Linked DNA regions of Homo sapiens: all the other regions are linked to region 1. The links are chromatin loops, found by intact Hi-C in ENCODE. Cell type or tissue: PC-9. All regions are shown on one strand. Region 1 holds the start of ADAM12 (ADAM metallopeptidase domain 12). Region 2 overlaps FANK1 (fibronectin type III and ankyrin repeat domains 1). Region 3 overlaps ADAM12 (ADAM metallopeptidase domain 12). Region 4 has its middle 79 kb from the start of C10orf90. Region 5 overlaps FANK1 (fibronectin type III and ankyrin repeat domains 1). Region 6 overlaps ADAM12 (ADAM metallopeptidase domain 12). Region 7 overlaps ADAM12 (ADAM metallopeptidase domain 12).

What was found. Hi-C counts contacts between places; a loop is a spot of excess contacts. Peaks named below come from ENCODE experiments on the same cell type or tissue, not always from the same donor. Only the 100,000 strongest peaks of a DNase experiment are listed, where the experiment ranks them.
Region 2: it touches region 1 in a loop (5-fold over the local background); 6 of 110 quality-filtered maps call a loop at or near these places.
Region 3: it touches region 1 in a loop (5-fold over the local background); 4 of 110 quality-filtered maps call a loop at or near these places.
Region 4: a loop joins it to region 1, with 25 times the contacts of the local background. A loop is called at or near these places in 6 of 110 quality-filtered maps.
Region 5: it touches region 1 in a loop (13-fold over the local background); 74 of 110 quality-filtered maps call a loop at or near these places.
Region 6: it touches region 1 in a loop (9-fold over the local background); 4 of 110 quality-filtered maps call a loop at or near these places.
Region 7: a loop joins it to region 1, with 7 times the contacts of the local background. A loop is called at or near these places in 4 of 110 quality-filtered maps.

Annotation. Positions count from the first base shown.
Region 1 is chr10:126,385,249-126,389,248 of GRCh38, reverse strand. ADAM12 (ADAM metallopeptidase domain 12) reads left to right here and starts at 772. Exons shown (of 23, transcript NM_001288973.2): 1 at 772-1,191. The coding sequence starts at 1,104. In PC-9, CTCF peaks have their summits at 1,854 and 2,057; a DNase peak (open chromatin) is centred at 2,068; H3K4me3 peaks cover 2,441 bases; H3K27ac peaks cover 1,044 bases.
Region 2 is chr10:125,932,944-125,936,943 of GRCh38, reverse strand. All of the region lies in intron 1 of FANK1 (fibronectin type III and ankyrin repeat domains 1), which reads right to left. Among named protein-coding and RNA genes, the nearest start is that of FANK1-AS1, 38 kb to the left of the region's middle. RefSeq lists an enhancer at 1,993-2,493. In PC-9, a CTCF peak has its summit at 2,480 (motif pointing left); DNase peaks (open chromatin) are centred at 2,113 and 2,413.
Region 3 is chr10:126,133,495-126,137,494 of GRCh38, reverse strand. ADAM12 (ADAM metallopeptidase domain 12) reads left to right here. Exons shown (of 23, transcript NM_001288973.2): 5 at 1,835-1,911. Among named protein-coding and RNA genes, the nearest start is that of FANK1-AS1, 160 kb to the right of the region's middle. RefSeq lists an enhancer at 1,118-2,317. In PC-9, a CTCF peak has its summit at 2,102 (motif pointing left); a DNase peak (open chromatin) is centred at 2,974; H3K27ac peaks cover 331 bases.
Region 4 is chr10:126,747,620-126,751,619 of GRCh38, reverse strand. No RefSeq gene overlaps it. Among named protein-coding and RNA genes, the nearest start is that of C10orf90, 79 kb to the right of the region's middle. In PC-9, a CTCF peak has its summit at 2,358 (motif pointing right); no DNase peak of the experiment used is centred here.
Region 5 is chr10:125,980,301-125,984,300 of GRCh38, reverse strand. It overlaps FANK1 (fibronectin type III and ankyrin repeat domains 1), which reads right to left. Exons shown (of 11, transcript NM_145235.5): 2 at 3,963-4,000. Among named protein-coding and RNA genes, the nearest start is that of FANK1-AS1, 9.0 kb to the right of the region's middle. RefSeq lists a silencer at 1,841-1,890. In PC-9, CTCF peaks have their summits at 1,576 and 1,785 (motif pointing left); a DNase peak (open chromatin) is centred at 1,790.
Region 6 is chr10:126,197,680-126,201,679 of GRCh38, reverse strand. All of the region lies in intron 3 of ADAM12 (ADAM metallopeptidase domain 12), which reads left to right. Among named protein-coding and RNA genes, the nearest start is that of ADAM12, 190 kb to the left of the region's middle. RefSeq lists a silencer at 1,069-1,249. In PC-9, no CTCF peak of the experiment used is centred here; a DNase peak (open chromatin) is centred at 2,269; H3K27ac peaks cover 2,075 bases.
Region 7 is chr10:126,060,163-126,064,162 of GRCh38, reverse strand. The region is part of intron 14 of ADAM12 (ADAM metallopeptidase domain 12); the gene reads left to right. Among named protein-coding and RNA genes, the nearest start is that of FANK1-AS1, 89 kb to the right of the region's middle. In PC-9, no CTCF peak of the experiment used is centred here; DNase peaks (open chromatin) are centred at 562 and 1,532; H3K27ac peaks cover 2,745 bases.

The sequences.
Region 1 (4,000 bases):
CGAGGCTGAAGAGGTGGGGTCAGCCCGGAACAAGGATGAGAAGGCAAGGCGCACCATTCTTTCATTGGTGTTTCTCCAAACACCCTGGGCTCCCCTGGCCTCACAGCCTGGAGAGTCTCATTCTGAAAGCGTAGGAGGGCGCCCGGGAATCTTTTTAACAAGCCAACCCAGGTGCTTCTTACAATCAGGAAAGTTTGGGGAACGTCACTGTACACCCTTTTCTGGGTCCAGGTCATGGAATGGAAACGTGAGCCAATCTATCAACGTAAAACCTAACACTGTTGATCAAAAGTAACGCCCAGGTGTCTTGTGCCTGCGAGTCCAAGCTTGTTTCTCGGGCGAGAGATGCCCCTTTGGGCGCTTAGGGCCGGGCGGGGTCGCGCGCCGGGCTGTGGGCCGCGGTGGAGACCTGACCCGCACTCCGAGGGTTCCCAGAGAGCCGGGGAGCGAGTAGCAGAGTCATCGTTTCCAGCTTCAGCCTGAAAAGCTGGACCGTGCCGCCGCATGTGCGCTTGGCAGCCGGGCGCCCCGGGCCCTGCGGCCACATCATCCTGGGGCGGGGACGTGTGCGCTCCGGGCGCCCGGACGCCACTGAGCCACGTCTGAGCCGCCCACCCTCGGGGGTGAGCGAGCCGCGGCTCGGGGCGGGACCCTGGCGGGGGGACCCGAGCGGTCTCTAGGACCCGCGGGACGCCGCCAACTGGCGGGGGTGCGGGGGAGACAATAATTTGTTCCGCGGTAATAAGAACGGTGACTGCTGGCCGTGGATCCATTTCACAGGCCTGCCTTCTCTCACTAACGCTCTTCCTAGTCCCCGGGCCAACTCGGACAGTTTGCTCATTTATTGCAACGGTCAAGGCTGGCTTGTGCCAGAACGGCGCGCGCGCGCGCACGCACGCACACACACGGGGGGAAACTTTTTTAAAAATGAAAGGCTAGAAGAGCTCAGCGGCGGCGCGGGCGCTGCGCGAGGGCTCCGGAGCTGACTCGCCGAGGCAGGAAATCCCTCCGGTCGCGACGCCCGGCCCCGGCTCGGCGCCCGCGTGGGATGGTGCAGCGCTCGCCGCCGGGCCCGAGAGCTGCTGCACTGAAGGCCGGCGACGATGGCAGCGCGCCCGCTGCCCGTGTCCCCCGCCCGCGCCCTCCTGCTCGCCCTGGCCGGTGCTCTGCTCGCGCCCTGCGAGGCCCGAGGTAAGTCGCCGAACTAGGGCGGCTCGCTGCCCGCCCCGCCGAGGGCACCGCACGCTGCGCCTGGGCGCGCCGAGGTCCAGGGCTGCCCCGAGGGGCGACGCGCCCCGGCGCATCTCCGGAGCCCCGGGGCTTGCGCTTCCAGCGCGGCGAGACCGACCCCCCCCCCCCAGGTGCCAATTCCTTGGGGAAGGGCGACACTTGGCCCGCAGCCCCACAGGAGCCAGTACCTGCCCCGGAGGGCACAGCCTCGGGACCGCTCCCCCGTCCTCACCCTCTTGGGTGACATTTGCAGATGTCTCTGTATCTTGACATTTACACGTGTCACTCGGGACGATGCGTGTCGGGTCCTCTTGCTGGCCCTATCCCGCAGTGAATATCCCCACCCCAGGCTCCGGGCCAGCCCTTCACCAGGTTTCCTTTCCAGCCCCGCCTCCCCCGCTAACACACTTAGGGGGGCGCGCAGCGGCCCCGCAGGTGAGGCAGCCCCCTCCTCCGCAGGTGTGCCTGCTGCTCTCCACAGCAGGCTCTATTTTCATAAACTGACTCTCTTACCTACTTCTTTAGTTTCCTCTCTGCCCCTCTTCCTGGCTTCCAGGTCACTCCCTAGCTGTCAGTCGCAGGCAAACTTTAGCGGAATTCTCCCTCCTTCCTCCACTCAGTTTCTCCGCCGTAAATAATCGCCCCCATCAACTTGGTGCACAGCGAGAACTTACTTAGTTTAACGTACTTAGTTTTACAGACTTAGGTTTTCCCGAGTTGTAGCCCCTTAAAATCGGGCACCTGTGGCTCCCGTTTGCACAGTGAGGACTCACCCAGCAGGTGCCTTTTTAAAAATCCGGCAACTTCCCCGGGTCTCCGCCGCCGCCGCCTTCTTTCTGCCGCCCGGGGCGCTGTCGGTCCACCGATGAACGACTTCCCTTGGCCGCAAGCTCTCAAGTTCTGTGATTCTATATAACAGGCATTTATTTTTCAACAACTGGCCTAAATCACGAACCGTTACCACTTTATGATACGTTTTATTTTGCGATTGCCACTGCTGCCCTCCGCCCCCACCGCGTCTACTGTAATGTGGCTAAAACCCAGTTCTTGTTAAAAGCCACACTGCGAAGACCAATTCGGGGATAAATGATTAAATACAAAGATTGCACAAAGCAATGAGAAAGTCAAGAAAGAATCCTGCTGAGGGTTTAAAGAACTCTACGACCTGTAGTGAATTGTGCTTTGAAAGACTTTTAAACAAATTGGTCCTTTTGAATGTTTATTAAGAAAGAACTTTTTAAAAAACGGAAAGTGTCTCAAAGTGTGCCTGACATGGTCTTTAACTTGGCACGTGCTTTGTACACATAAAGAGAAGTCTACTGAGCAGGGACAAATTTTTTTTTTGGAAGAAAATGTTTATTAAATCCAGCTAATAATGGGAAATTATTTCTTGTGTGTGTGGGCGGGGGAGGACTTTTACTATTTTATGAGTTCAGCTTTGGTAGAGAGAGTGTTTCCTTAAGACAGATATGACCCAAAATAGAAAACCAGGGAGGCCTAAGCACTTTGAATGGGTTACCTATTGTGATATATTCCAGGATTCACTGCTTGTTTACCCTTAGATTCTCAGTATCAAGTCTTCAATCAATCAGTGCCCCAAATCATACCATTGAGGCCGTATAAAACGCCAAACATATAATGAAACATTTCTTTGCATTGGCAAGAGAAAAGGAGGAATTACTACCTGTTGAGTCTGAGCATATTCTGAGTTTCTCCCTAGCCTTGTCTGTACCCTGAGCCCTGGCACAGTTGCCTACTTGGTACTTTCTGGGGCAACTCGGCCTAACAAGTCCAAAACAGAACCCTAGATCCCAGACTCTCTAGTTGCAAATCATTCCCTCCCCAGCCTTCCTGAACCCAGTAACAACCTCCTCTGCCTTCTCCACATGCCTTGTGCTGACATGCAGGAAGTCATCCCTGTGTCCCTCTTTTTACTCCGTAAGCCACCAACCTCCTAAGTATATTCCCACCTACCCACTTCCTTACATCCCGAAGTGTGCCTTTCCCAGTCCAGGCCACATTATAGGAAAAATCTCTTCTGCAGAAGCCTCTTATCCCTCTTACCCAACGGGCCTACTGGCTTTTCACCTTATCCCTGCATGGTATATTTTCCTCCACAATAGAGCCAAAGTTATTATTTTCAAACATGAGTTAGAGCATTCAAGTTTCCTGTCTAAAACTCCCCAGTGGCTCTCTAGCACCCTTAGGAAAGAAAATCCAAACCTCAGCATGACCTAATTCCTGTTTTCCTTTCTGATCTCCTTTCTTACCATTCTCCCTTTGCTCACCCTACTCCAGACACACTGCCTTCTCTTCTTTTCAACTACCCAATATAGTAGTGCCATCATTAAAAAAAAATTCAATGTTTGCACTAAGAAGACTTTGCAAATACTTTTCACTGTTTTGCCGTGCAGTGTTTTATGGCATTTCATCCCTCTTGTAACTTTTTGCTTTTCCTAGAGTTAATGATTGCCTTGTCTTGATTTTTGTTTGCTTTATTTTCTGTGCACCAAGCTGTGATATTGTGATATAATAAGAAATATGTCTCTGCCCCTGGTTCCTGGCACAGAACTCCTAAAATCCTTGGAATCTCTGGGGTATTAAGAGTGTCTTTTGTATGCTAATGAGCTTGTTAAGGCATGATTAGAGTTGGGACTTTTAGTGCCACCTCCCTTGCAACCTCCAGGGAGGGGAGACGGATTGAAGGTTGACTTGATCGCCAATGGTGTAATTAATCATGGCTGTGTAATTAGGCCTCCATAAACCCCCC
Region 2 (4,000 bases), 450 kb after region 1:
AGGCATGCACCACCACGCCTGGCTAATTTTGTATTTTTAGTGGAGATGGGGTTTCTCCATGTTTGTCAGGCTGGTCTCCAACTCCCAACCTCGGGTGATCCACCCACCTCAGCCTCCCTAAGTGCTCGGATTACAGACGTGAGCCACCACGCCCAGCCTAGAGGTACTATTCATAATAGCCAAAAACAAGAAACTATACAAATGTTTATCAATACTGGAATAAATAAATGGTGCTATATTAATGGAACAGCAATGAGAAAGAAGGATCTTCAACTATCTACAACAATATGGATTAATCTTACAAACATAATGTTGGGGAAAATAAGTCAGATCCAAATAAGTACATACTGTATACTTCTATTTACACAGAGTTCAAAAGCTGGCAAAACTAACCCATGGTGTTAGAAGTCAGGGCTGTGGTTTCCTTGGCAAGCATGGAGATTGAATCCGGAAAGGAAGAAGAGGAGGTACTTCTGGGGTTGTGGCAATTTTTTTTTTTTTTTTTTTTTTTGAGACAGCATCTCGCTCCAGTGGGTTCACTTTGTGAAAATTCAGCAAGCCATAAACTTATGATATGTGCATTTTTCTGTATATCCTTTTTATTTCTATAAAAAGTTATGTTTAAATTTCAGTTAAGGAATGAAAAAAAGGACAAAAAATAAATCACTAAATTCAACTAAATACCTACAAACAAATGGAAAGACTATGATGGAAATCAGGATTATTGTCTTAGATTCAAAAGTGTCAAGCTATTAGGTCAAAATTATAGCCTTATGAAGTCTGGTGTTTGAGCTTTAAATTATACATTTTGCACAGTATTCTCTGATGTTTCCATTTGTCCTAATATAAAAATGTTTCTACATATATACTAACAAGTAAAACTGATGCTCCAGCAATATGTACCATGCTTTTCCTGTAGTTGAAAATCTACCATCAAACATGCTACTACCTAATGACGAATTCAGAGAAGGTAAAGAAAGTATGTAAACCTTTCCCTCACTGGTGGCCCTTATTAGCTTAAAAATGTAGTCTTCATATAATATAGCAAGACATTTATGCAAGTCTAACATTTTTAGACTAAAGAAAAAAGTGTAATTACTATATTAATAGAAAGACTTAATTATCTTTCTATTCCAGCCACTGAAGTTATTATGACAGAATTGTTATACAAAGGTAACATAATAACATGTAGCCAAAATATATAGGAGAAGATATTATAGAAATATATTGGACAATTAGTTAATAAATGTTATTTTTCAAATGTTATGACATTTGTGACATTGGTCAGCTTTTTATATTTTTAATTATACTTTTTGGCATTCTAAAAGACAGATTTATAATCTTTTTTGTGTTTATAATCAGCATTCTTTTTCTTAAAGACAACTCCCCAAACTGCTTCAGAATCACAAAATCTTGATTTGCCCCAATTGAGACTGAAGTTCCCAACAAGACTTTAGTTTCTTATCACATCAAATATATATTAGATGATAACCCTGCTGTCTTATACCACCTGGCAACTAGGAAGTAAGAGACAAAATTAGTTGAAGGAAGTCATTCATATATTCATTCATCAAGTAAATATGTAAGGCTTCTGGATGCCAGGTGCCATGTAAAGCTATGAGGATACAACAGTGAGCTCAGATGCGGCCCCTGCCTTCAGGAAGCTTATAGTTCCACAGGGCAGAGAGATAACAATCAGATAATCCCCAGTTACAAACTGCTGTCGATGCCACGAAGAAATATTATGAAGATGACCACAAAGTAAAATACAAAAATAGGCTGACTTTCCGTGAAGGAATGAATGGGGGGATGTCCCAAGACAGGGTGTCTCTATCAGAGTAGGAGGAGATGTCTGGAGAAACAAGCAGAGAGATGAAGGCCAGCAGCTCTGCCCACACCCCCAGGCAGAAGAGATTGGGGCATGCACAGCATAGCCTCCACCCTGCTGAACTGCAGCACTGAGCAGACCTGGGGAAGAAACAGCATCGTGCTGGGAGCCACAGCTCAGCCAGGCCCATGGCACCATCCTGCAGGGCAGGCACCAGCTGCTCCCGAGCAGCAGCAACTGGCAATTCTAGCAAGACACTGTTGTCACCTGATGATTCAGAGTTGTGAGGACAGCCAGACTGGGATAGAATCCTGGTTCTGCCACATTCCAACTGTCTTTCTCTTCGTGATTTGCAAAAAAAAAAAAAAAAAAAAAAAAAAAAAAAAAAAAACGGTAGGGGTACAGGTGGTGGGAACTGAGTTGCTGCATGCTAGGCTGTTAGGTGCCCTGCACAGAGCTCAGTACACAATGCTAAATAAATGGCAGCGGCTCTCATCATGGACCTCTCCCACCTCCTCCTCCAGTCTGTTCTGTCTCTTCGACTTGGTTTGGGGACCAGCCTTAATTCACGCAGGACTGGAATTCTGCCCACAGCTCAGTCCCCATAACTAGCCAGACATCCCGGAGCCTTCATCTGCCTGCCCAACATTGCCACCTACTGCCCAAGGCTGGATTCCCTTGGAGCCACGCTCAGCTCAGCCCTCAGCCAGTGCTATAAGGTAGATGCTGCCCCAAAACAGGCAGAATTATAATAATACGTGTTTAGGGATATATTCATGTACAGTAAACTATAAAGAAAAGCCAAGTAATAAAACGCAAACTATCTTTCAATTATAAAAACAGTCTTCCTGCTGCAGTAGAAGGGTCACTTTAGTAAAGAAATTAACATTTCTATTATGAAACTTTAAATACAGCACAATTTTAATATGTTTTTCTTCCACATCACATTATGTTGAAATTAGCTATTTAACTGATTGTATGCATTTTAAGAGCAGGACTGTGTTTTATTATACTTATTTCCAAAACCAAACAAAATATAGAAAAATCAACCAATGAAACTTGCAGATGCCAATAAAACAAGCCTCAATAAATTTAAGAAGATTGAAATTATATCAAGCACTCTCTCAGATAACAGTGGAATAAAATCGAAAATCAACTCCAAAACGAACCTTCAAAACAATGCAAATACACGGAAGTTAAGTAACCTGTTCCTGAATGAGCACTGGGTCAAAAACGAAAACAAGATGGAAATTTTAAAATTCTTCAAACTGAATGACAATAATGACACAACCTATCAAAGCCTCTTGGATACAGCAAAGGTGGTGCTAAGAGGAAAGTTCATAGCCCTGAACACCTAAATCAAAAAGATTGAAAAAGTGCAAACTGACACTCTAAGGTCACACCTCAAGGAACTAGAGAGCCAAGAACAAACCAAACCCAAACCCAGCAGAAGAAAGGAAATTACCAAGATCCGAGCAGAACTAAATGAAATTGAAACAAACAAAAAAGACGAAACATAAATGAAACAAAAAGCTGGTTCTTTGAAAAGATAAATAAAATTGATAGACCATTAGCAAGATTAACCAAGAAGAGAAGAGAGAAAATCCAGACAACCTCATTAAGAAATGAAACAGGAGATATTACAACTGACAACACAAATACAAAAGCTCATTCAAGGCTACTGTGAACACCTTTACACACATAAGTAGAAAACCTAGAAAAGACGGATAAATCCCTGGAAAAAATACAACCCTCCTAGCTTAAATCAGGAAGAATTAGATACCCTGAACAGACCAATAACGAGCAGCAAGATTGAAATGGTAATTTAAAAATTACCAACAAAAAAAAAGTCTAGGACCAGACAGATTCACAGCAGAATTCTACCAGATATTCAAAGAAGAATTGGTACCAAGTCACCCTAATACCAAAATCAGGAAACGACATAACCAGAAAAGAAAACTACAGACCGATATCCTTGATGAACATAGATGCTAAAATCCTTAACAAAATACTAGCTAACCAAATCCAACAACATATCAAAAAGATAATCCACCATGATCAAATGGATTTCATACCAGGGATGCAGGGATGGTTTAACATATGCAAGTCAATAAATGTGGTACACCACACAAACAAAATTTAAAAAAAAATGACATGATCTCAATAGATGCA
Region 3 (4,000 bases), 250 kb after region 1:
TGTTTTAGAATCAATTAGTGGTGATGAGTATATAATATTGTGAATATACAACAAAACCCACTGATTATATATGCTTTTAAAAGGTGAGTTTTATGGCAAGTGAATTTAATCTTAATTTTAAAGGACAACTTAACTCTACCTGATATCAAAATAGAGTATAGAGCAATAGTCATTGGAACAGTGTGGAATTGGCACAGAAACAGACAAATGGATGTCTGTCTCAGTGGGCTAGCACAGAGAGTACAAAAGTGGCACCACAAACATACTGTGGGCCTTTGATATATGCCAAGGTAGCATGTCACATCAGTGAGAAAAGGAAAAATGGCAGCAAAGCACAGCTGGCTCTCATTTTTAGGGGAAAGTTAGCATTGAACCTCACAGTCCCACAAAAATTAATTCCAGATGGATTAAAGAGCTAATTGTCAGACTATAAAGATAGAAGAAAATAAAGAAGAACATATTTGTGACCCTGAAAACAGCCACCTTGAGCTATGCAAAAAATGCATGAAGAGAGCGACAAATGCATTTAGATTGATATACACTGGAAACTCTGAACAAAAAATACCATAAGCAAAGTTAAAAGACATTTCCCATGTAATAACAGGCAGAGTATTAATATCCTGAGTATATAAAGAACTTCTAAAATTAATATGAAAAAGCTCAACAGAATAATAAATGTCCCTGCAACCCCTTAACCCTATCACCCTCCTTTCATCGCCTTTTAGATGATCTGAGAATTTTGTCATCTACGTTGAGACCAAGAGATCATCTTAGCCCCTTTCCCATGGTGGTGTCTGGTTTTCTTCATGACTCAATTGCATCTGGTGCTTTTTCTTAGCAAAGTCAAGGTGGGTTTTGTTGGGCAGAATGACTGGACACCAAGCTCTGCGCTGGACAAAGTGCATGACTGTTGTCGTGTGTGAAGGAGCTGTGTGCTAAGGAGGGTGCAGTGGAGACAGACTAACACCTGAGCTGCTCAAAAGAGGAGCTTCTCAGAGGAAACCCTGAGAAGATGCATGTACCTTTCTCTGCAGAGACCTGCACCCAGCTGGCGTCCAGAGGATCTGAGTGAGGAGTACTGAGTATACTCAGCCACTTCTTGCCAGTCTGCCACTTAATTGGGGCTGCAGCATAACCTTTGCTCGATGATAAAATTAACCTTGATTCCGGACTGATATCTGTCTTCACTAAGGAAGTGTCTGTGCTGTGGTTTCTTTTTGTAAGCTGTGACATTATCAAAGAATAGAATATTGCAGGCATGACACACGGGAACTTTTGTCTTAGACTTAGAAGACCTTCCTATTTTTCTTTCCTGCCGAGATAGACTTTCAGCTCTCAATTGGGTAATTCAGTGAGGTCCCCTCCTTCCTTCTTCACCCCCACTTCCTCTCATCTGCTTTCCCGTTTTCATAAGCCACAGATTTAGGCCTTGTTTTATTACATTTCACAGTGTGCTTAAATACCCCCTACAGTTCTTCATCTCATTACAAAAGACAATTTACATGAGGGTAAAATGGCGATGTCAATGTGATTTGTTTTGCTGCTGGATTTTGTAAAACGTTCTGTATCAGGGCTTTCCTGTAGGGTGCCAGAGAGACAAGAGTGAAACTAGGGTTCATTTAAAAACCGCTGTTGGTAATCTGTAAGTAAATCAGATATTCCCGACATAGACCCTGGCTGGGTCATGTTGGGCTTTGCATTAAATATTAAGACTGTAGAACAATATTTTATGCAATGGAAAATTCTATAGTTAAAAACAAGAGGCAGTTGATTTATTATAAGTGGGCAAAAATGTGTTATAACTGAAATGGGATTCTCTCCTCCTCCCCTTTAGGGTCACTGTTACTACCATGGACATGTACGGGGATATTCTGATTCAGCAGTCAGTCTCAGCACGTGTTCTGGTCTCAGGTAAGTGGCCATGACCATGGCGGCTCTAGTCTTCAGCCATCTACTGCAGGCAACCTCTGTCTTTTCCTGCTCGTGCTAAAGCACTGAGAGTGAGTGATGGGGGCTCCCAGCTCAGCTACACCTCCACCTAGGCAAGAGAACACGGAGGCCCTCTCTCCACTGCTTACAAGAGCATGGCCACCCAGGATCTTAGCCTCATGTTCATGCCCCCTCTTACAGTGCCATCCTCAGGCCTGGTGGGGTAAAAGCGACTGAACTGGTTGAGTTTCTACATCCAAGCATTTTGTGAATTATTTTCCATTTATGTGGCTCTGATGCTTTATAATTCCCAGTGCTAAAAGATAGAACATTACATACCAATGTTGAAGCTGCTGGCTTAATGTAAATCTTAAAGGGCCTCCTCTCATTAGGAAACAAAGTAAGGAAACTAATTTAGCAACAACCAAGGTGAGTTGAATAGAGGCATGGATTGGTAGGGGGTTTGCTACTATGCTACGGGCATGATGCAGGAAACAATTACCTTCCCATGCTAGACAAGTCAACCCCAGGTGTTACTCACAGCCCGCTTCCTTCCACATCACAGTTATTGGCCATCAGGTGGCCCTTATGTGCTCCCCAGGAAAATCATTTTGTTTGATAAATTTCCAGCTGTTTCAGCCTTTTTACTGGATTTGCTTATCGAATTTGTGAACTAAATGTTTGTAACCTCAGAGTCCTGGGTAACTTTGGCCCAAGGCACCAAAGCATGATTCCATGGGAGGGAAGAGAGAGAAGGCCCTGGAAGGATATACCTGCTTGAGTTAAAAAGCAGAATCACATTCTGCGCATCAGCAGTTCCTGTGACGTCTTTGCAGGTTCTGTGTGGGATCATGGAGGATGAGAATATGCATGTGACACACACAACAACCACACACCTACCAGTTTATTCTTTGCTGCCCTCACTTCTACTCCAGCCAGCAGAGAATGAGAGTTCTATTTGCTCACATGTTCCCCATTGCTCAATACATCTGATTTATCTCTAAGTATTTACCAGCGTTGGTCCTTTCATGTAACTAAAAATAAGTACACAAAGCTATTCCTCTTCCTCGTTCATCCCGTTCCAGTCCCACTCAGATAAAAATGCAAGCTGGGAATTCCCCTCCCAGCTTTCTCATCCCTTGTGCATGTAAACACATAGTCAGAGATTGGGGTGTGTATTTGTTTATTTTTACAAACATAGAGTCACATCATATACATCATTCTACGGCTTTCTTTTGTCACCCAACCCTGTCTGTCTCTCCAAGTTAGCAGACACAGACCCAAATCATTGAGTGAACACACACATTTGCATGCACACACACATTTCTGCATACCTGCATTTTTTTAAAAGCATTTTTATGTCCTATTTATGCAACACAATTGAACTTTAAGATGTCTGCTACTCTGAAAAGTGAAGGAGGTGCCTTGTGGTTTGAATTTGCTTCTCTTCAGTTATTCATTCGTTCAGAAAACATTCCTTGAGTGCTTCCTCATTGCCAGTTCTGTTCTAGGTTCTGGGGGCACGGCACTGAACAAAATGCATTCTTCCTGGAGCACTTCCTAGTGGAAGGAACAGACAATGGACATAGAGTAAGATACATGATGTCAAGGATCATGGAGAAAGACAAAGCTGAGATGGAGGACAGGAAAGGCAACAGGTAGTCAGGGAGGTTCGGAAGGAGGTGAGGTGAGCCCTTTAGATGAGGTAGGTAGCATATCAGAGAGAAGAGCATGTGCAAAGCTCCTGAAGCAGAAAGATGCCTGGGATATTCCCAGAGCAGCGAGGTGGCCAGCATAACTAGAGTGGACAGGGACAGGGAGGCAGTAGAGAGAAATGAGGTCAGAAGGGAAGTGGAAAGGTAGGATCACCAGGGGTCACGAAGGTGATCAGATGTCCTTTGGCCTCCCCCCCAGTGATGGGTGCCAGGGAGCTTGGAGCTGAAGTGATGTGGTCTGACTTCACATTTTTACAGGGGCACTCCAGCTGCCAGGCTGGAAATAGACTGTAGGGAATGTGCACAGAAGCGGAGGCTTGGGTAGGTGTCTTCAGAGTAACTCTGGTAAGAGGTGG
Region 4 (4,000 bases), 360 kb before region 1:
AATAAATAAATAAATAAATACTTAGTAATATACCTAACGAAGTAGTCAAAAGACCTCTACAAAGAAAACTGCAAAACACTGATGAAAAAAATCATAGATGACACAAACAAATGGAAACACATCCCACGCTCATGGATGGGTAGAATCAATATTGTGAAAATACCATACTGCCAAAAGCAATCTACAAATTCAGTACAATCCCCATCAAAATATCACCATCATCTTCACAGAATTAGAAAAAACAATTCTAAATTCATGTGGAACCAAAAAAGAGCCTGCATAGCCAAAGCAAGACTAAGCAAAAAGAACAAATCTGGAGGCATCACACTACCTGATTTCAAACTGTACTATAAGGTCATAGTCACCAAAACAGCATGGTACTTGTATAAAAATAGGCACATAGACCAATGGAACAGAATAGGGAACCCCAAAATCAGCTCAAATACTTATAGCCAACTGATCTTTGACAAAGCAAACAAAAACATAAAGTGGGGAAAGGACACCATTTTCAACAAATGGTGCTGGGATAATTGGCTAGCCACATGTAGGAGAATGAAACTGGATCCTCATACAAAAATCAACTCAAGATGGATTAAGGACTTAAACCTATGACCTGAAACTGTAAAAATTCTAAAGATAACATTGGAAAAACCCTTCTAGACATTGGCTTAAGCAAGGATTTCATGATCAGGAACCCAAAAGCAAAAGCAATAAAAACAAAGATAAATAGCTGGGACCTAATTAAACTAAAGAACTTTTGCACAGCAAAAGGAACAGTCAGCAGAGTAAACAGACAACCCACAGAGTGGGGGAAAATCTTCTCAGTAAGAAAAAAAAAATCCCATCCAAAAGTGGACTAAGGACATGAAGAGACAATTCTCAAAAGAAGATGTAGAAATGGCCAACAAACATGAAAAAATGCCCAACATCACTAATGATCAGGGAAATGCAAATCAAAACCATCAGGCGACACTGCCTTACTCCTGCAAGAATGGCCATAATCAAAAAATAAAAAAAACAGCGGATGTTGGCATAGATGCGGTGATCAGGGAACACTTCTACACTGCCGGTGGGAATGTAAACTAGTACAGCTACTATGGAAAACAGTGTGGAGATTCCTTAAAGAGCTACCCTTTAATCCAGGAATGCCACTACTGGGTATCTACCCAGAAGAAAAGAAGTCATTATACGAAAAAGATACTTGCACACACATGTTTATAGCAGCCCAATTCACAATTGTAAAATCGTGGAACCAACCGAAATGCCCATCAATCAACAAATGGATAAAGAAACTGTATGTATGTATGTGTGTGTGTATATATATATATATATATGATGGAATACTACTCAGCCATAAAAAGGGACAAATTAACAGCATTTGCAGTGACCTGGATGAGATTGGAGACTATTATTCTAAGTGAAGTAATTCAGGAATGGAGAACCAAACATTGTATGTTCTCACTGATATGTGGGAGCTGAGCTATGAGGACGCAAAGGTATAGGAATGATACAATGGACTTTGGGGACCTGGGGGGAAGAGTGAGGGGGGGTGAGGGATAAAATAATACAAATGTGGTGCAGTGTGTACTACTTGGGTGATAGGTGGACCAAAATCTCACAAATCACCACTAAAGAACTTACTCATGTAACCAAGTATACCACCTGTGCCCCAATAACTTATGGAAAAATAAAACAATAATAATAATGATAAATTCTACAAAAAAGGAATAGAACACAGGGCACTGAATTGCAGCCCACTCTCAGCCACACTTGCCACTTGACAACCACCTGTTCTCTGCTAGACCCTGCCATGAGCCATTACGCAGATTGTCTTGTTTGTTTGGATAATGACCTCTTGAGGTAGGATTTCTTCCCTCCCATTTCACAGATGAAGAAACGGATTTGCAGACTGTAGAATGTAAATTACTTGTCCTCTGTCACTCAACCAGCAAGTGGCTGAGCTGGGCCCCACATCCAGCTTCTTTGACTTCCAAGCCCATGTTCTTCCACCAGGCAGTGCTGTCTTTCTTCTTGGCTGGGCATTTCTCCATATTGTTTCAGCAGGTCTGGAGAGGAGGTTATCAGAACTCTGTAGAGCCTCTTGCCTGGATGGTTGGTTGCCATTTTTCAGCACAACCCACAGGAGCTAGACCTGCACCTACTGGCCTGTTCTGCCATACTTTTTAAGGTTGATTGCTTCACTGTCAATTTCAGACTCTCTTCCTCAGGCCCTGTGAGGTTCACCCAGCACATACAGTCTTGTGGGCCTCCCCACTCCCCAAGCCACCCAGCCATGGGATGCTCTGAACAGAGCCGCCTTGTTCTTCCATGGGGCAGGTAGGAGGAGCGTACAATTGCGCAGCGCAGGAAAAAGCAGCTACCACCAGAGGGCACTGTGCCCCTTACATGGTTGGTACCTAGAGGACAAATGGCCCTATCCACTTACTCAGCAGAAGAAGGTGATTCTCTGAGATTTACATTCTCTTTTGGCCCAGACACTGCCTTATGAGGATGAATCACAGTGACTGCTGCATGTTATAGAATCCTTATGTGCTCTGCTGGCATATTGCAGTTGAAAGAAAACGAGCCACTTTAAGGCATTTCCCCTTCCATCTAACAGTGATGGATGAGGATCGCTGGGGCTGCCTTTTCCCAAAGCACAAATGAATTCACTTGCTCTCTTTAGAACCCACCGTTCAATTGATTCCGACACTAAAATATAGTAAGTAGTGTCAGAGAAAGGTCAGCAGATTGCTTGGAATTGCAGGCAAAATCCTATACCTCCTGGTCCTTGTTGATTTTAGTTAAATACAGTATTCATGTGCCAGTCAGCAGCTCAATCAACTAGAAGGGGAGCTGTGGCTCTGGATGGGGAAAGCCAAGGATTTCATTATGTAATGGAAACTGCTTTTATCCCTAGTATCAAGCGGCCCAGATGTAACTGGCTTTAAATTCTTCTGACCTAGTAGACACTCTGATGTTGAAAAATATAAAGTAATGTCAACATTCTGGAAGGGAAAACATGAGATGGATATTGGGCCAATTCTTTTACAGTTTGGTCCATTGGTTTTGATATGCTGTGCATGGGCAGCCACCTTGAGAGAGTGAATGCTGTGGTAGAGGCAGGACCCAGCGTGACTGCAACTGGCTGAAGATGTGTCACTGTCCATCCACGACAGAAGTCCAGGCTGCTGGGGCAGCACTCCACAAATCCTGCTGTTCGACTCTTGCTGTGCTCTGGTCTGCAGGTGGGGAATGGCTCTGGTCAGAGCCTCCTTGCCATGTGGATTTGGTCCCTACTTTCCTGTGAAAATCCTTCTTCCTTCCGGGCCTCAGTTTCCCCATCTGTAAAAGACTGAGTGGACTCTGTGGCTGAGCCCCTCCATTGCAGGCTGCTCCCAGGCTCCTGGGGCTGGTTCTCAGACATTGGCCTAATAAATACCCACTTCCATGACTCACCTGGGTTCCAGCCAAGCTGCTGCCTGGCAGCATGGAATGACCCTTCCCCATAGAAATCTGCATTTTAATAGGGGATTGGGGATTTAAAAAAATTATAAAATCAGAACATTCTAATAAAAAAATGAAAGTATACTACTTTACCACCCATCTTGCTATTAACTACATTCTCCGGGGATAATCTCTATTTTTCTAGAAGTTTTTCTATGCATAGAAACTTACATATATTATATTGGGCACATACTCTTTTAATTTTTTAACAAAGTTGTCTATTTACTAACAATAATGGTCTTCTCCTGATGATACCATAGGGGTACCCTTCCCAGTAAGAACAGAGAGTTACCTCATTCATTTTGATTGTGGCACAGAGTTCCCTAGCATGGCCGTATCTTAATTAATTGGTCAATTTTTACTGGTTGACTTTTAGGAGGTCTCCAATGTTTCACCTTTACTATCAAGGCTGTGTGAACAACCTCTCCAAATATCTTGGAATGCATGGAGTTGCTGGATGGAAAGGCATGTGCATTTAACTGTTATGAGGTTA
Region 5 (4,000 bases), 400 kb after region 1:
TGCCATGCTCTCTCCCCTGCTACAGTGACTGACAATGTTCACGCAGAGGCTGCCGCATGGCCTGGGCTGTGGCAGGAGGACAATGCAGGATGGAGCCCTGGCCGACCCACGGTGGGCATGGTGTGTAGGAGGGAATCACTGCTGCCATAAGCCACTGAGACTGTGACGCTGATGCTTCCAGCAGCATCACTGGGCCTGTGCTGGCTACCACATATCCCTTGACCATCCTCTCTCTCACATCCCGTATCTCACATCCCATATTCGGTCCACCACCAAGTTCTTAAATCCATCTTTAAAGCATATCCTGCATCCTCCCACTTTCCACACTGTTGTGTTGTCTCCCACCTAAACTGTTTCAAAAGCTTCTTCATCAGTCCTCCCTGCTGCTTGCTGCCTGGCCTCCCTACAGCCTGTTCCCAACTCAGCAGCCAGAGGGATCCTCGTAAAACATAAGCCGGATCACACCTCTTCTCAGCTTCACAATCTCCAGTGGCTTTCCCCGCCTCTCTCAGAGTAAGCCAGAGTTCTCCCAATAACCCTCAAGGCCCAGGCAGTGACCTCTCATGACCCAGCTGCCCTCGCCCCCATTATTTTCCTCCTTGTTCCCTCTGTTCCTCAATGCTCCTGGGACCAGCCAGGTACATTTGTACTGCCAGGCTTTCTCACCTGCCCTTTGCTATGTCTGGAAGGTTCTTCCCCCAGATAGTTGCAAGGCTCCAGGTATCCTTGCTTCAGATCTACTCAGAAGCTACCTTCTTGGTGAAGACTTCCCCACCTCTACCCCAGGCCCTCAATTTTTCCTATGCTGCTGCCCCTCAGTATGTATTGCCTGCTGACTACCTATTTTTACTTATGTATCTTATTTATTGTTTGCCTTCATCATCATGAGGGAGGAATTTTTTCCCAGTGCCGTATCCCCAGCATCCGGAGCAGTGTCTGACACACGGCAGACACTCAATAATACACGCTGATGGAATAAATGGAATGCGTGGCATGGGCAGCAACGATCACAGGAATTTAGGGCACAGACAATAGGGTAGTAAGGAGAGCTTCTCAGTGGAGGTAAAATCTGACCAGGGCAGAAGAAAGAATAGGGTGAGAGGGGAAAATCTGTCCAAACAGGGAAAACAACTGAACACACATGCAGAAAACGTCAAGGCATATTCAAAGGACAGTAAGAAATCTGACTGGAGGGTTTGTGCTGAGAAATAAGAGGCAACAAGAAAGGCAGGTGTAGGGAAACTGTGAAAGACATTAAATGTTAGTCTAAGGAATTTGGCCTTTATCCTTTAAGCAATGGAGGACCCACCAAAGACAATGTGACAAAAGAAAGATTAAAATGGAAATTAGCCCAGCAAGATAGAATGATGAGAAAAAAAAAAAAGGAATAAAGTCAACTCCTTCCATCAGAAAATACACTGGGCAGGTGTAGGAGCTGGGGATCCACAAATGAGCTAGACAGAAATAAAGCCTACATCCTGCAGGGGAAAACGCAGCTAAAGAGGGAAAGCACAGAAGCAATTCTACAAATGGAGAACTCAGTAACTGACTGGCTATGAGAAGCCATGGAGGAAAGCCCAAGTCAAAGACAATATCATTGTTTCCAGATAGACTGATGACTGATGGGAACAGAAACTGACAAATCAGGAAGAAGTTCTTAAATCCACAATCCAAACATCAGGTATTCTAGATAACCACTTTTTACAAGAAAAGCATTTGCTAGTTTTAATGCTATGTAGAGAAAGAAATAAGGAAGCAAAAGAGGTCAAGATTAATGCAGCCTAATTCTGCCACCTAGCGTCAAGATTTGTACTTGTAATTCTGTGAGAAACGCAGGCATTTCCCCACTGTCCTTAGAGCAGGGACCACAGATGTCACTGCCAGCCCCACAATGCCAGGCTGTCGTCAGAGTGAGAGTGCGTTCTCCAGCCTGACAGCAACCAGGTCTCTGGGGAGAATGCAGACAACACAGACACACACCTCAGGCTGGAAGCCAGCACACGCAGCTATGGTTTCTCTAGCTGAGGCTGCCTACCTGGCCACCCAGCAAAGGCACAGCCAAGGAAGAAAGAACGATGCAGGATGGCCCCATTCACCTGCCCAACACAGCTTGTGGTGCTAAGGTGATGGGGGAAAGAAAGATGTCTTTTTCTTTCTCAAGAGAAATGTTTCTCATAATTCATGCTTTTAGATAGAAAAAGCATACCTTCAATAAGTAAAACGACATGATTAAAATAACATTTGAGTAGTCAGAACAAGAACTATTTTTACATTGCAACTACATTTCAGATTTTTCTTAAGGTACAGAGAAATTTCTCAAATATCAGATATATTATCACTCAAGTAACAGTTGAAATTGGAGCTTTCATATACAGATTATATACATATTTATAGATATTTATACACACATACACATAAACATATCTATCTTCTCATGTCAGCACTTTTATCACAATGCAAACTTGAGAAAAGGCCAGGAAAGTGATGAACCTGTTCTGCATCTTGACTGCATCAATGCCAATATCCTGACTGTGACACTGCACTATTATTTTCAAAGATGTTACCATAGGGGAGAAATGGGAAAAGGTACAATCACTCTTTCTTACAACTGGATATGAATCTATAATTATTTCAAAATTAAAAGTTTCACTAAAAACCATATTTGTATCTCATTTTTGGTATTCCTGAATCACAAAATAGTCATTTTGCATTTTTCAAGTGGTAAATCTATCAAGGGGAAGAAATAAGTCAGAGATGATATGAAGACTAAGAAGAAAAACATAACTTTTTTTTTTTTTTTTTTTGAGACAGGGTCTCACTCTGTCACCCAGGCTGGAGTGCAGTGGCACAATCATGGCTCACTGCAGCCTCGACCTCCCAGGCTCAAGTGATCCTCCCACCTCAGCCCGGGACTACAGGCATAAGCCACCACACCTGGCTAACTTTTGGATTTTTTGTAGAGATGGGATTTCACTATGTTGCCTAGGCTGGTCTTGAACATCCAGGTTCAAGGGATCTGCCCACTTCAGCCTCCCACAGTGCTGAGATTACAGGCATGAGCCACCATGCCTGGCCAAAAGTGACTTCTTCATTACTCCTGGTGGTATTGGTTCATGCCAGAAGCATTTGGAAGGCCTGCTATATAACAGCCAGCACTGTCAAGGAACCGGCTAGAGCGTTAAGCAGGCAGAAGTCTTATTTGTCTCTCACTGAGTTTAATACTGGGTGAGGAGGCAGGAAAGGAACAAGAAGTAAACAAGTAAACAACAAGGTAAACAAACTAAGCAAACAAGTAAACAAGTAAAATAAGCCCAACAGAGCTAAATGCTATGTGGCATACAAAACAAGGTTCTGAGCTACAGGAGGCCTGCATGAAAGGATGGCTACTTCAGATGGCCTTCTGGGGGCGGGGGGATGTTTCATCTGAGATTGGCATGGTGTGAAGGAACCAGCTGTATAAAAACAGAAGGAAATGTATTCAAGACCACAGCAACGAGCAAGATCCTGCGATGGGAACCAGCTTGGCCTGTCCAGGCTGAGAGGCAGCCAGCGTGGTATAAGAGAGTTGACAAGGGGACAATGGTATGACATGAGATCAGAGAAGCTAGCCAGGGTAGACCATGCGGGGCCATTCCACGTCAGTGAACACAACAGCCTGATGGGAAGCTCACCTAATTGCATCAAGCTATTGTTTGAGTCTGTCTCTACATTCTGGATTTTAAATACATATCATTAAAATATTTCAGAAGTCAAAGAAGCTCTCAAAGGTACAGAGGTTTAATTTCAAAGTTACTGCTAATGCCTATTTTCCAAAAATTGTAATTCATAAAAGAGCATGAATACAAATGATGCTGACTCATTCTTTAATTTGAAACAAGCAGTGGCTTTTTAGAGACAACAGAAATCATTCCAGCTAATCAGGAAGTAAGGCAAAGTGGCAAGCAATTCAACACTGCACCTACGTATAAATGATACCATAAGTGTGCATTTTGGGGTCTTC
Region 6 (4,000 bases), 190 kb after region 1:
CTGGTGACTACATCATGTCTTCCCTGTACATTGCCAGTTCCCCATCTCCCAGGGCTGCTGTAATGAAGCACCACAAACTGAGTGGCTTCAAACAACAGAAACTCGGTCTCTCGCAGCTCTGGAAGGCAGAAATCCTAAATCCAGGACTTGTGACTTCTGGCAGGGCCACGTTCCCTCCCAAGGCTCTGGGAGGAACCCTTCCTCGCCTCTTCCAGCTTCTGGTGCTTGCCTGGGGTTCCCTGGCGTTTTTGGCTCGTGGCAACAACACTCCAGTCTCTGCCTCCCTTGTCACTTGGCCTTTTCCCCTGTTTCTCTTCTGTATCTCTGTTTCGTCTCATGGCAGCCTCCTCTCTGCGTGCCTGTGTTCAAATTTCCCTCTCCTTGTAAGGCCCACACTACTCCAGTATGACCTCAACTTAGCTTGGTTACGTCTGCAAAGAACCTATTTTTAAATAAAGTCACCATCACAGGTGCCGGGAAGTAGGAGTTAAACGTATCTTTTTGGAAGGACGGTTCAACCCACGGCACACATCATGTTATCCTTTCTCAAATGATCCCTTTTTCTCACTCCGTTGTTCAATAACCATTTGGCCTGTGGAAGAAATTCTGACTACTTTAGCCTGATGCTCATACTCTTTTCCAGCCTGGACAACCCCACCTTTCTAGGATCACGTCCTATTACCTCCCATATGAGAAATTTATGCCCTGCCCAGACTGGTCTACTGTTTCTAGAACATTCCATGTGCCATTTACAATATCTGTGCCTTTGCTTACAGCATCTCTGTTGCTTTGATTTAACCACCACCACCACCCTGCCCCCATCACGTACACAAAATCTAAGTCCTAACAACTCTCCAACGTCCATCTCAAACCACATCCTGGGCTCTTTCTCTAGAGTCTTGGAGACTCCAACCTATTGAGAATCCTCTCTCCTTTGAACATTCTGAACCATTTAGAGCTTCTCATCTGGTGCTTTGTTGCTGCTGATGTTGCTCTTGCCATAAATAGCTAACGTTCCTGGAGAGTTCACTGGGCACCGTAACTGAGCTCTTTGCACACATTATCTTATTGGCACCCCACGGCAGCTCCACAGTGTGGGAACCATTATATCGTGGTGTTGTCGATTAAGATGCTGAGGCTGAGGGAGGCAAATCCCTTGCCCAAGATCTCACCAAGTAGTGGGAGATGGAGACAGGAGTCGTGCTGATTTTTCTGACTCCAAAATTCTGGTTTTTAACCTCCAAATGCTCCTGCTTTTATTGGTGTTGGTTACTGTTCAATTTCATTTTCATAATTAGAGCATAAACTTCCTGAGCCTTGAGACCATACTTGAAGGCATCTGATCGTGTTTGGGGATCAATGTCATGGTTATTAATCTGTTACTCCATTTTCAAAGACAAAAACCATTGAGTTAACTGAAGACCTAGGAAGTCTGGAGTCCTTCCTGCTCCCTCCTAGTGCCCTCAGACCATCCAGTCCCCGTGTGAGCTGCACTTCTTGCCAACCTTAACAGCTTGCACCTGTTCCACCTCATTATGTGGCCCAGGTCAGACCCTGCATGGAAATACCAATTCATAGAATATTCTAATTAATAGAACAGTGAATATTAAAGAGCATCTCGTAGGTGGTAATTGTCTGGTAACTAGTGTGTAAGTCACTGTCCTTCCTTCTGTTGATGGACTATATACATAGGTCATGGTGCGTGTGGAAGACCCCATTGAGTGCCTGTATTTTGTGCCAGTGGGCTTTTGTTTTTGTTAGTCAATCATTTGACCAAAAAGCATTGCTTTGATCAGGTGCACACTGTCTATGTTTGTTAATAGAACAAACCTTAATGCCTTTCTCAAGGTCATGCACAATCTCAATTAGCTAGAGAGACAGGGATAGGATGACTTATTTTAAAAGAATGCATCCTTATTCTTTCATTATCAGGGAATATTACTGACATGTACAGAAACTTTATATGTATTCCATTTGTAATTCTAAATGTTTATTTTTCTCTGATTTAGTAAAATAACTCACTGAAGTCTAAAAATGAAAACCTGGTTTTGTTTAGATGTGTAAGACGGTCCGAGACACACTCTGGGAAGCAGCAGCAGCTTCCCACAGACAGGGTCACATGATGCATGGGGCTGATGACACTTGATGAGCAGAGGTTTATGGGAGCGTTTCTGCGGTAGAATCCCAACGCATTAGCTGGAGGCCAGGAGGGGCTGCGAACTTGACAATATGGCTGAGTCATGGGTAGTCGTTGAAATTGGCTGGTGGCCGTTATGCCTAAAATGACTCATGCACTGCAAGCAGATATGATTGTTGGCATGACTTGAAATGAACACCGGCCATTTCAGCGGGATGGTCAGGCCCGCTGATCTCGATGGTGATTAGGTGGATAAGTTTTCAGCAGGGCTGGGTTGCCTCATCCTCCTGTCATTGTCCAAGGCTTTGAAATCACTTTTTCTTACACTTTACTGAATCATCTAGATAATTGCCCCAAACGAAACCTTCATTCAGGTGGTTAGTCTAAACTTATTGGGGTCTTCAACCTGGTAAGCAGGTAGTTTTAAAGTGAGACTGAGGACTTGACTACATAACTTAAATTCCTTATTCCTAGGGCCCCAAAAGCACAAAGCTCACCATAAAAAGACACAGATGCCCTGAAAGAAATTTCTGGAATCTACAGGCCTTCTGCTCAAGCCTACCTTCCTTACTCTTTGATATCAGATAGTGGTAATAAAATGGGACATATTTCTGATATACTGGGAAAAGTCATTTCTTCCCCTCTTGAAAAATGTTCTCCTCTTTTCTCACCACAGCTGGGAGTTTCTAATATGAATAAAGTGCCAGGAATTTGGCAGTAACAGTATATTCATAAATACACATGAAATTTGGTGGGGTTTAAAGAAAAATAAAATGGAAAGAGCATATTGTCAGGTTTAAGCACAGACCTACCTTGAGATGAAAACTGAGTCTGTTTGTAATGGTTGTTCATTTGCTTTGCAAGGATGCGTGCCAGGCACTCAGCCTCATCCAGAGGTGCAGGCAGAGATCCCCGGCACCCACAGCTGGGTAGGAGCAGCAGGGGAGGTGCTGGATCTCTGTCTTCAGGCCCAGAAACAGAAGCTGCAGGATTCACACGAGCTAAAGGCTACACTGGCCCTGGTTGCACATTTTGCGTCCACAAACCAGATAGCAAATATTTCACTGCAAGAGCCGGTGAAATGCAGAACATATGGCCCCTCCCAATGGCTCCAGGAGCTGGAGACAAATCCAGCATGTGGGTGATGAGACTTGCCGGGCCCTTCTGGTCTCTCTCCTGGTTGTGTAAATTCTGTCGTCTTACACTTCATTAGACCAGAAAAAGGTACAGACCTTCCTGATAGCGTGACCTCCCCTCTGCCATGGCAGGGTTGAGATTCAGTCTTTGAAATGTGTCTACTGATGCCGGAGAGCATGGGCGTCTGCAACGGTGACTGACCCCTCTCCTGTCCTGCATCTGCACCTCCCACAGGGGGCTTTCCAGGGAGGGCCGTGGACTCAAGGGAGGAGAGCAAGGCCCGTAGTGGCTGTCCATCTTGACTGAACACCAGCCCCAACCCATGAGGAGATACCTGGTTTGCATCTTCACGCTTCTTAGGAAACAGTGATGTTAATTTGGAACACATGTCTTTGTGTGGAATGAAGAACTGTAATTTCACATTGAAGCCCCAGTCCCTTCCCTCTCCCATTCCTGCAGTTCACGGAGGTGATGTCACCCCATGCGTGGTGGAGACTTAGGCCTTCCACGTACCACCCGCTGTCTGGGGCTTTCAGGCCTGTGAAGCATTTTCTTGCTTCTTCTCCACTCATAACCTCCCTCCCTTCCCAAAGATGTCCCTACCAGCATCACTTCTCTCTGTCACATGGCCACCTAAGTATCTTTACTTCAGCCTCCAAATTCATTGACTATTTGTTGGGCACCAGTGATATATAAATACCAAATGCAGCCAGGCAGGCTCCTGCA
Region 7 (4,000 bases), 330 kb after region 1:
CAGTTCAGGCTGGGCACTTGGCACACTTTGTCTCTTCTGACCCTCCAACAAGCCCCTGAAGTGGGGACTATGAAGCTTTACAGAAGATGATGCTCAAACTCTGAGACCAAATGTCAGTTTCCCCAGGTCTCCGGGCTAGGATTTGAACCTGGGTTACTGTGACCCAATGCCCATGTGTTACTCCCACAATGCACAGTCACCCTGAAGAGGGAGGTGTTGCTCTAAAGCTCCACCAAAGCTCCAAAATGAAGCAGAAGCTCAGATGCAAAAGGGAAGAATCCATCCCCTGCGTGTCTCTCCTCCATGCCCCACCTTCTGGGGTCAGAGATCCAAGGCCTCATTGGGCAGCCCTGGACTCCAAGGCCCCGTCACCCCAGAACCATTTGAGATTCAATGCCTGTGTCCAGCTCCCAGGAGTCCAACCGTGAAATCCACAAGTGCAGGCCCCACCCTGTCCTGCAGTTCTCTTTCCCTTATGATAATGTGGTTGAGTCCTTTGTCACTCCCTCCTCCTGCTGGCTGCAGAAATGACCTCAGCCCAGGCCAGAGACCCCAGCTCTGGCAAGGCCTCTTGTGGTCGGCCAGGCCCAGGCTGAAAGCCAAGCAGAATCAGGCAGGATCTCTAGCGGGAGGGAAACCTGATAGGACCTTTGTCAGACTTTTGTTGTGAGGCTTTGGTTTTAGGAGTGATGAGGGAAATAAAGTGGAACAGAAATTGATGACTAAACCTCGAAGCCTGGGTTTTCAATGGAATGTAAAAGCCACGCCCAGGCATGGAAAACAAGATGGATGTCTCTCGGAGCTGGGTCCTGCTGGGAGGCCCATGTCCCCTGCCAGCCAGCGATGTCCTCTGTACTTGGAGCTTTCTGGGGGGGAAAAGAAAGGGCAGCTTGGTAGCAAGGAGGGACGAGCGCAGGCCTCTTTAGCTCGGCCTCTGAGGAGTTGTTCTGATGCTCCTCAGCACTCAGGGATGCGCGTGGGCAGGTGGGATGGGGAGGCCTGCAGTTCCCGGGCCCTTAGTACTTCATCCTTGGACCCTGAGCAGCCCTCAGTCCTGGCATCATCGCCTGCTGGGCCTTGGGGCACCCTGGGCAAAGCAGGGGGCAGGAGCAGTGGGGGACACCCTGTTGCAATGACAAGGACTAAGCCAGTACTCGCTATACACATTGAATGGTGTTTGGGCTTGACATGGTTTAGTGACTTCAGGCAGCTTTTAGCCAACTGAGGTCACTTTGGGACTGCGGCTACTGCTGCAGGCCAAATCTTCATGGCTTCAGGCATCCCTAGTGCCGTCCCCGTCCCAGCCTTTCTCCAGAATCAGCAGTCTCCTTTTCTTGAGTTACAAGGGCTGTGATGAAGCTCCTTTCCAAAAAGCATTTTGTGGCCAGAGCACACACAACACTTGGAGCTTTGGGAGTGAAATGTGTTCCTTAATGCCCTGCCGTATTCGAACAGCTGGCCCCGTTTCCAGAGTGAGGTCAGAGGGAACTCGACAGTGCTGTCTGAGCCACCCCCATTGTGTGACTCAGCTGGCTGTGTGCCTCTGATTCATGGTGACCAAAGCTGGTATTTATTATCTCATCAGTCTAGTCCTTCTGTAGCTGCCTGACCAGAGAGAGAACCAGACAGGCAGACAGACTGACAACCTGACCCACAGACTGAGCTTTTCAAAAGCAAGAGCAATAGGAAGTCACCTGCTTGGGCTCTCATCATCCCCATGATGGAGGGGGAGGCTGGAGGTCTGAGCACCCAGGTAGCCACGTCCTCTTCCTAAGGAGGGGGCTTCCCTGGGAGCTCCTGGCTTAGCTCTACTCTCTCCCACCCACTCTCTCCCTGGTAACCAGGAGGCCTTTGCTGGGGTGGTGGTGGGTGGTGTCGTGTGTGGCCACTGCACACAGCATGGAACATCCATGGCATCAGGACTGTTGGTAACAAATGTAAAGTTTTGGTGAAGAGGCTTTATCTTTGGCTCAGGGTTCCTGAAAGCCACAGCACAGAGACCAGGCTTGGGAAGCCACCTCGGGCTTGTGACTTCCTGGGTTTTGGTCTGTCCTGCCCGCCCCTCCTCAGTTCTTCAGATCATTATACAGACTTCCTTGGGAGAGCAGAGAGCAGGGAAGGCTGCAACCCACTGTGGCCCTTGATGCCAGGGAGCTCTTGGAATGGGCCTTTGACCACCTCCTTTGGGAGTGCAGTGTGCTCCTTCCTCCCCTTGTCGGTGTTTCCGCCTGGTTTCCAGTTTACAGGCGCTGTGTGAGTTTCCCATGGCTACTGTAACAAATTAGCACAAACTTAATGGCTTATAAATGCTTCATTTTACAGTTCTGGAGGTCAGAAATCCTGAAATCAAGATACTGGCAAGGCAGCATTGCTTTGGGAGGCTCTGGGGAGCATCTGTTTCCTTGCCTTTCCCAACTTTTAGAGGCCACTTGCATTCCTTGGCTCATGGCCCCTTCCTCCATCTTCGAGGCCAACAGCACAGCATCTGCAAGTCTCTGTCCCTCTCCGACTTCTGCTTCTGTAGTCACATCCCTTTCTCTGACACTGACTCTCCTGCCTTCCTCTTATAAGGACCCTTTTGATTCCATCAGGCTCACCCAGATTGTCCAGGGTGATCTCCCCACCTCAAGATCCTAAAAGTAATCACATCTTCAAAGTCCCTTTTGCCATGTCAGATAACATGTGCATAGGTTTTAGACAAGGATGTGGGCCTTTTAGGGGAGCCACAGGCATTGAACAGACCACTTACTAGCAAGGGACCTTCTGCAAATTGCTCAACCTTGTTATGCCTCATCTGTAAAATAAGGATAGTGATCTACCTACCCCAAGGGTCTGTTATGCTCCAACATAGCCTATAATCTATTCCATGTAATATATGTGGTTCTATGCTAGATGCAGAGCTCCTAGTAAATCTAAACTCTATAAATAAGATGCAGCTGCACTCCCAGGAAGCTTAGACTAGTGAGCAAGGTACTCAAATCCTTGGGGTCTGTAAAACGGGCTGTAAGAGGGTCATGGGCCAGATATGTTGGGGTGGAGGAAAGCAGCCAACTAGGAGGCTTTGAAGACAAGGTTGCCGTGGAATAGTGGTTTGCCAGGGGTGGAAGAGGATGGATATTTCCAGTATACAGAACAGCAACAGCTCAGGGCACAAAGGGACAGTGGGGCCAACCAGGGCAAGTGCAGGTAGTTCTGTGTGTGTAGAGCTTGGGCTGTGCCTTGAAGAGCAGAGATCCTCAACTGCCACACCATTCTCTCATTTGTCAAGTATTTGTTGATGTCCTGCTGTGTGTAAGATGCTGACTCAAGAGCCCCGACTCTGCCAGAGTGACACACTTCCCACAGTCCCTGTGCACTCCTGCCTGGATCTGGAGGGGAGGGCGGATGTGAATCCTTCACAATATCCTCCCGGGAGGCATGGATCCCGGACAAATGCAGTCCTGGGAGCGGAGGTGACTTCCTCAGCCAGGCCCCTGGCCAGCCAGATATACCATTGAGAACATTTCAATGCTTTGTTGTAGTGGTTGGTTTGAATTAGCTTTTCATGATTCAGAAAGGAAAACTTATTGTCAAGTTTGCATTTGCAGTATTTCCCCACCCAGGAGCAAATGCTTCAGGATCTGGATCACGTATGCACTGGGGTCATCACAGGCCTCCTGGGAAATGTAGGAACTCAGAGCTCTAAGAGTCCTTGAGTCCTTGCCCCACCGGCCCTTGACATTTGCACCCCAGTGACCTTGCCCGAGTTGCTGAGTTGCCCAGAATTCTCCAGTTACATTCAGGATGTCCATTACTCACCCTCCAGATCTGGCGACCCAAACACTGACTGGACGAAGCCCTTCCTTCCAACTAATGATTCCCTTTTGAAATGGGCTTTTCTCAATCTGGCGTTATATTTCAATAAAACAATCCTGCTTCCAAATCTTTCTACAAATAAAACAACAGAAAATTCAAAACACATGCCTGCAACTTCTAACTGGCAAAGCAATACACTTTGAGA